2 separate regions of the Homo sapiens genome follow, and region 1 is linked to region 2. A link is a contact called in ENCODE Hi-C or POLR2A ChIA-PET data. All regions are on one chromosome and are shown on one strand. The core of a region is the stretch at or near the end of the contact, and the rest is flanking DNA. Distances in the headings are between cores, read along the strand shown. Region 1 overlaps MGAT5 (alpha-1,6-mannosylglycoprotein 6-beta-N-acetylglucosaminyltransferase). Region 2 overlaps MGAT5 (alpha-1,6-mannosylglycoprotein 6-beta-N-acetylglucosaminyltransferase).

What was found. A loop is a pair of places that touch in the nucleus more often than their neighbours do. ChIA-PET counts read pairs that join two places held with the same protein, here RNA polymerase II (POLR2A). Pooled maps may share reads with other maps.
Region 1: a pooled map shows a loop between it and region 2 (2.1-fold over the local background). The contact joins two enhancer-like sites. A Hi-C loop is called at or near these places in 3 of 168 maps with a recorded cell type or tissue (heart left ventricle and right cardiac atrium) and 7 of 50 pooled maps. POLR2A ChIA-PET finds 5 or more read pairs at or near these places in 2 of 52 experiments (AG04450 and RWPE1).

The regions. Positions count from the first base shown.
Region 1 is chr2:134,431,275-134,434,180 of GRCh38, forward strand. The region is part of intron 14 of MGAT5 (alpha-1,6-mannosylglycoprotein 6-beta-N-acetylglucosaminyltransferase); the gene reads left to right. Among named protein-coding and RNA genes, the nearest start is that of MGAT5, 180 kb to the left of the region's middle. RefSeq lists a silencer at 964-1,258. Within about 2 kb of position 1,382, at least 5 of the 41 ENCODE cell types and tissues checked have a DNase peak (open chromatin) inside an H3K27ac peak, as active enhancers do.
Region 2 is chr2:134,374,468-134,377,434 of GRCh38, forward strand. The region is part of intron 10 of MGAT5 (alpha-1,6-mannosylglycoprotein 6-beta-N-acetylglucosaminyltransferase); the gene reads left to right. Among named protein-coding and RNA genes, the nearest start is that of MGAT5, 120 kb to the left of the region's middle. Within about 2 kb of position 1,609, at least 3 of the 41 ENCODE cell types and tissues checked have a DNase peak (open chromatin) inside an H3K27ac peak, as active enhancers do.

The DNA of each region.
Region 1 (2,906 bases), core at 132-2,631, 57 kb after region 2:
AACTGTCAGATGGGTGCTTAGAAAAATCATTCCAGGAATCTTGTGTTAGGGGCATTTCTTATTAAACATTCTCCAAATGTTCCTAAATGAGCAATAAAGGGGGCCTATTTTGAGTTTATCTCAGAGATTCTATTGAACCCAGAATGTTCCTCTGATGCCAGAAGGAAGATAGGAAGCCAAGACCCCATTGGTTCACAGATTGGGTCTGCTACCTCTTTTAGCTCCAGACCCCAGTGTTTTAGAGGTTGGAGTATTCATTATTTTTTGCAGCTAGACGAATATCTTCAAAGGGCAGCGAGGATGGAGAGGAGGTGTTCCTGGTATGAACAAGAAAGCCTGCAGCTCCGAGGAGGCCCTTCCCATCCCTTGAATGGTAGGAGCACTGCAGCCCTAATTAGGCCAATATCTGCCTTCAGAGTTCTCCATGTGATCTGCAAGGAGAACACAGAAGCTTTTACCCCAGAAACCTTTCAGGGTTGTCCGTCATGCTCAGCCAAGGCAGTGGGAGCCAGACGGAGCCAACAGACAGCAATCGAGGGCACGCCGGGCTTCAGTGTGCAGTTGAGCAGTCGCCAGCAGGAAACCCACCTCATACCCAGTCCTCCCTGGGTACAGGCACCCAATGAGAAAGACTCCTGGATCTAGGAAAACCACTTGCTCTTTTCTCTTAATGTCCCCACTTCCTTTACTGTACTGAAAATGTTGATTCAGAGTGCATGCTCTTTTAAATGAGCTTTCTCAAAGAGACGCTGTCTCCAGCAGGGAGAACTTCTTTGTAATCTAAGATCAAGCACTGTTGTTCCCTATCCTCAGTATGTGTGGGCTTGTTAAGGTTTTCATTATGCATTTCTTGGGAAAGTCTTTTGTATTAGCCTCAGGTCAGAGAGTATAGCAGGACTTTTTTGAAGGAATGGCAATTTCAGATTGATTTATTAAAACCATACATATGCTCTTGAATTATATTTTCTGTTTCCTGTAAAGACACTGTAAATATATAGCATGGTCACAGTCATGTTAATTTGTAAAGAGCTGTGTGATTCATCTGAGAAGCATTCTGGAGAGAGGGAGGGTAAAAAAAAGAGTTAACTCCAACAATGGCTGTGGAATCAGCTGAAGGTCCTAGGATGTCTGTTCATCAGAGCCCAGAATAAGCCCACTATGGAGTGTTCTGGATGCAAGGACAAGCCTGTTATGAATCTGGATAGTCCAAAGGTGGGAGCAATGGTAGAGGTGACAGATTGCAAGGAAAGAGGGAGAAATTGAAAAGGGGAGAAGGTTGGTACTAGCTTGAGGAATGTTTACTCTTGAGAAATCAATAGCTTTTGTTTACCCAGCCTTTCCTGCACCCAGAGAGACTAGGCAGGTAATGATTAAGCACAGAACCCTAGCAGCTGACTGCCTGGGTTCACATCTTAGCTCTGCTTGTCACTGTGTTTCTGACCTTGGGCAAGTTACCTAACATCTCTATGCTCTTTCCTCTTCTGAGAAATAGGGATAATGCAACCTACCCATCAGGCTGGTGAAGGAAAAGGTAGTTTGATAATGTTTAGCACTAAGAACAATGCCTGGCCCATGTGGGTGCTCTCAAAGCCTTCGCTACGAGTTGCCGCAGGAGCCCAGAAACCAACCAAGGTGTGTTTTTCAAACTGGCTCACTGAGGTATAGTTTACAGACCATAAAGTTCACTGCATATAAGGACACAATTCAATTTTTTTTTTAGCAAATTGGTAGTGTTACACAACTACCACCACACTCTAGTTTTGCAGCATTTCCGTCACCCCAAAAAACTCATTTGTCCCTGTTAGCAATCAATCCTTGCTCCCACCCCAGGCCTAGGAAACCACTGATCTGTTTCCTGCCTTTTTAGATGAGCCTTTTCTGGAGATTTCTGGCTTTCACTTAGCATGATGTTTTGGGGGTTCACCCATGTTGTTAAATGTGTCAGAACTGATTTTATTGCTGAATAGTATTCCATGTATGTACAGATTAATATCACAATTTGTTTATCCGTTCACCAATTGATAGGCTTTTGGGTTATATCCACGTTTTGACTAATGTGGTAGGTGCTGTTGTGAACATTCACATGCAATCTGTGTATGGACCTGTTTTCGTTTCTCCTGCGTAGACTCCTAGAAGTGTGTGAATAAGGTAGATTTCTGTTCTGGCTCTTCAAAGGTGAGTTTTTTGCTCAGTGGAATTTTGCATGTGTAGAGATAATCCATGGAGATTGCTGCCTACTGCTCAGTTTTATAGGCACCGTCACTGTTTCTTTTGTGGAAACAAAAATTCACACTCACTTCTGGGAAACAACCTCTGGGGCCGTGTGTGGACACAGTTCACTGTGTTTTAAGGGAAAGCACACGCCGAGAATGGTCGGTTTCAGCCTGGCACCTGAGGTGTGCTAATCCAGTCAGTTACTCAATATTTATGGAACACTTCCTGTGCCAGGCCCTGGATTTCTCAGCTGTAACACAGATAACCAATATGTGCCTTATCCCTCAAATAGCTGACCGAACGGGACCCAAACCCCATTTTCATGGTCCTACCTGTCCTACCAACTTTTTTTTTTTTTTTTGCCAATTTCTGGTTTTTCTTCCTCTAGATCCTGCCTGCAGACATTTATATTTGAACCTGTGTTCTTGGTTCCAGACAATGTGGGTTCCCACCAAAACCCACTTGCACCGAACTCTCATGGGCTTATTAGTAACTCTGTGAAAGAGTTGGCTGCAGTGGGTGGGGTGAGGGGTTTCTGGACCCCCTTCACACACCACTTAGCCCTCTCTGACTGGCCCTTCTGTTACCACTCCTCCGCTTTGCTCTGAACAAGTGACCCTTTCCCTGGCCCAGCAAACCAAGAGGGCGTGAACAAGCCAGTCCCGCTACCTGGCGCTTCTCCCAGGGAGCAT
Region 2 (2,967 bases), core at 359-2,858:
TATTTGTTGGAAGCAGATTTCAACCTTCAATTGCAAGAAAGGGTATTATGGCATTGAGAATCGGTGATAAACCAACTTAGAAATTATTTTTAATATATTTGCTTCTAAAGTCATGTTTAGCATCGATACACAATTCTTTACTTAAATAAAAATCATATATGCAGCATATGCTCAAAATCCAGCGGTGGCTGTGCAGCCCTCAGTACTGAACGAGTCCATCTGCAGTCAACATAATCAGGACTAGCCCGGGCACAGTGGCTCATGCCTGTAATCCCAGTACTTTGGAAGGCCGAGGTGGGCAGATCACTTGAGCCTAGGAGTCTGAGACCAGCCTGGGCAACCTGGCGAAACCCTATCTCTTCTAAAAATACATAAATTAACTGGGTGTGGTGATATGCTCCTGTGGTCCCAGCTACTCGGGAAGCTGAGGTGGGAGGATCGCTTCAGTCTGGGAGGTCAAGGCTGCAGTGAGCTGAGATAGTGCCACTGCACTGGATAAATCGAGACTCTTGCTCTAGTCTCGAGGGACAGCAGAGCTCCAGGGAACGCTGGAGTTATCCCTGCTCAGTTGTAATTTGTACTGCTGGCCAGCCTTTGATTCTCTCCCTCTTGATTCTGTTTTTGATAGATTGAGCTCCTTGAGGAGATGATAATGGCTGACATTTTAGTGCTTCCTGTGTTCCAGGCATGGCCTTCACAATGACTATGAAGTAAATACTATTATTAACCCCACTTTTGAGTGAAAGAACTGAAGCAGATAGAGGTAAAGGTTCCTCAGGTGGTCAGGATTTGAATTACATCATGTATTGTAGCCAACACACTGGACTACAAGGAATGGATTCTCTCTTGGTAATTTCCTCCTCTGTCTCCAACCCATCCTCTCAAATCCCAAAAGCCTAAATAAATACATTTATGTTGGTGTGGTACTGATTTCAAGGAAAGGTTCTGTACGGTTCTGTGTGGAAACCTGAAATCCACTATGCAGAGTAGTGAAACCGAAATGGGCTACAACTGTTTGCCTTTGTTCCAAAACAAGTGAAACAAAGCTTTATTCTAAAGATGAAATGTGTTGGTTTTCAGTTTTCACTGCATGTGATTCTTGTCATCCAGAACCAATTATTAGGAACTTACTTGCGTATCAGGACTTCAAAAGATATGTCTGCCTTTAGAGAGCTTGGAGAGCAGAAATACCGACTTGGTCAAGGGAAAAATGAGGGAAATTTTTAAATGAAGTTAAAAATTGGGTGGTAGAGCATATCTCTTGAGCCCAAATGGGCTTTAAGGGAAAAGGCAGGAGTGATTGTCCACATGTGGGTTGGGGGGATTTCATCTCACTTCCCTAATTATGTCAGAGCACATCTCGTCAACTGGAGAGGGCCCAGAAAGTCAGTAGTGCTGGCTTTCACCAAGTATTTTCATCTTCTTCCAGGCTGCTGGGGGTGTTTCATGACCACAGAGGTGAGAGTCAGTACAGGGCTGCCCCAGAGGGTCCTGCAGGTTGTCCCCAGGCACTCCAGAGAGTAACATTGCCACCATAAGGAATTAGTAGAGCAATGTACAGCCCTGTTGATCCAGACCAGTTAGTGATCTTCCAGGTTCTCAAGGCGTGCTAAGGTTTGGCCAGGCCTCCAGATGGTGCCAGCACACCGACAATGAATAATGAGGAGCTTCCCAACAACCCTATAAGGCAGCAGCACTGTCTGTGTTTTTCCAGGAGGAAACCAGGCTCTGGGAGATGTGGAATTTTAACCTATTGCCTAAGAGAGTCTTCACTGAAATACTCAATTCAAACGCTCCCTTTTCATTCTTTCTCTTTCTTTCCCTTTCTCCTTTTCTCCTTCTTCCCCTTCCCTCACTTCTCCTCCTTCCTCTTCCCTCCTTTTCTTTACCGTTTTTAAAATGGATATCATTTACTGGAGATACACACAATTTGTCCTAAATTGTCCTAAAGACAGTGTCTTTTTATTTTCTTATTCTTAATGATAACGTTTACTTCGAAGGAGTTGGCAAATGAATCATTTAAACCAGTGACAATGTAAGTAACAACTTGAAGGAGAAGCAGAAGTTTAACCACTTTCATGGACCGATCCCTCACTATTTGGACCAGATACTCATTCCTCCTCTGTGACCTCTAACCCCAGCATGCCTCCTGTCTGGAAGAGCCTTCCTTGCTGTTGGACCTAGGGGAGGAAAGAAATTATCCCTCATCCTCATGCAGTGGCTCAGTGGAAGCAGCTGAAACTAGCAGGCCAATCTTTATTTCTCAGCTGAGGCCAGAGACCAAAATATTGAATTAGCCTTGTTTATATTTTGTGACAGTGTGCTGGCTTCTGTAGGACCGTGATCCAAGGATAGGCCCCCTGAAAACGGTACTCATTTAGCAGCCAGGGTAGGTCTTCCTACCAGCACCATCCAAGATGGTAACTCAGTAGGCCCAGACAAATCCTACTCTGCCACTAACCATCTCCATGCTCTGCCCAGATCCTTTCACCTACCTAAACCATGTTTTTATCCTTAAAACGGTCTCACAGCACTTGTTCTTCCTAGCTCACATTGTTGACACAGGGATCAGACAAGAGACAGGTTTGAAAATTCTTTGCAAACTGTCACAAGCTAGTCAGCTATGTCTGGGAACCTGTTTGGATAAATTAAAAGTGTGCCCAGCTATAATTAGCAAAATACCTCACAACCATGAAGCAAGAGTTAACTTTTCTCATGTAACACAGTGTGGGGTATGGGGCTGGTTTCTTCACTGGATGTCTGCAAAGACCCAGGCCACTTTGGTCTCTCCTTTGGCATCCCTCATGCATTGGCTTGCCACCATAGCGTCACAAGGCCTGCAGGCCTCATAGCTGTGGTCTAAGCAGAAAGAAAGGTGAAGGGGCTGGAGCCTTTTCTCAAGAAATAGAAGCTTCTCCTAAAGCTTCCCTTCCTCTGATTCTTTCCCCCCATTATTTGACCTAGGTC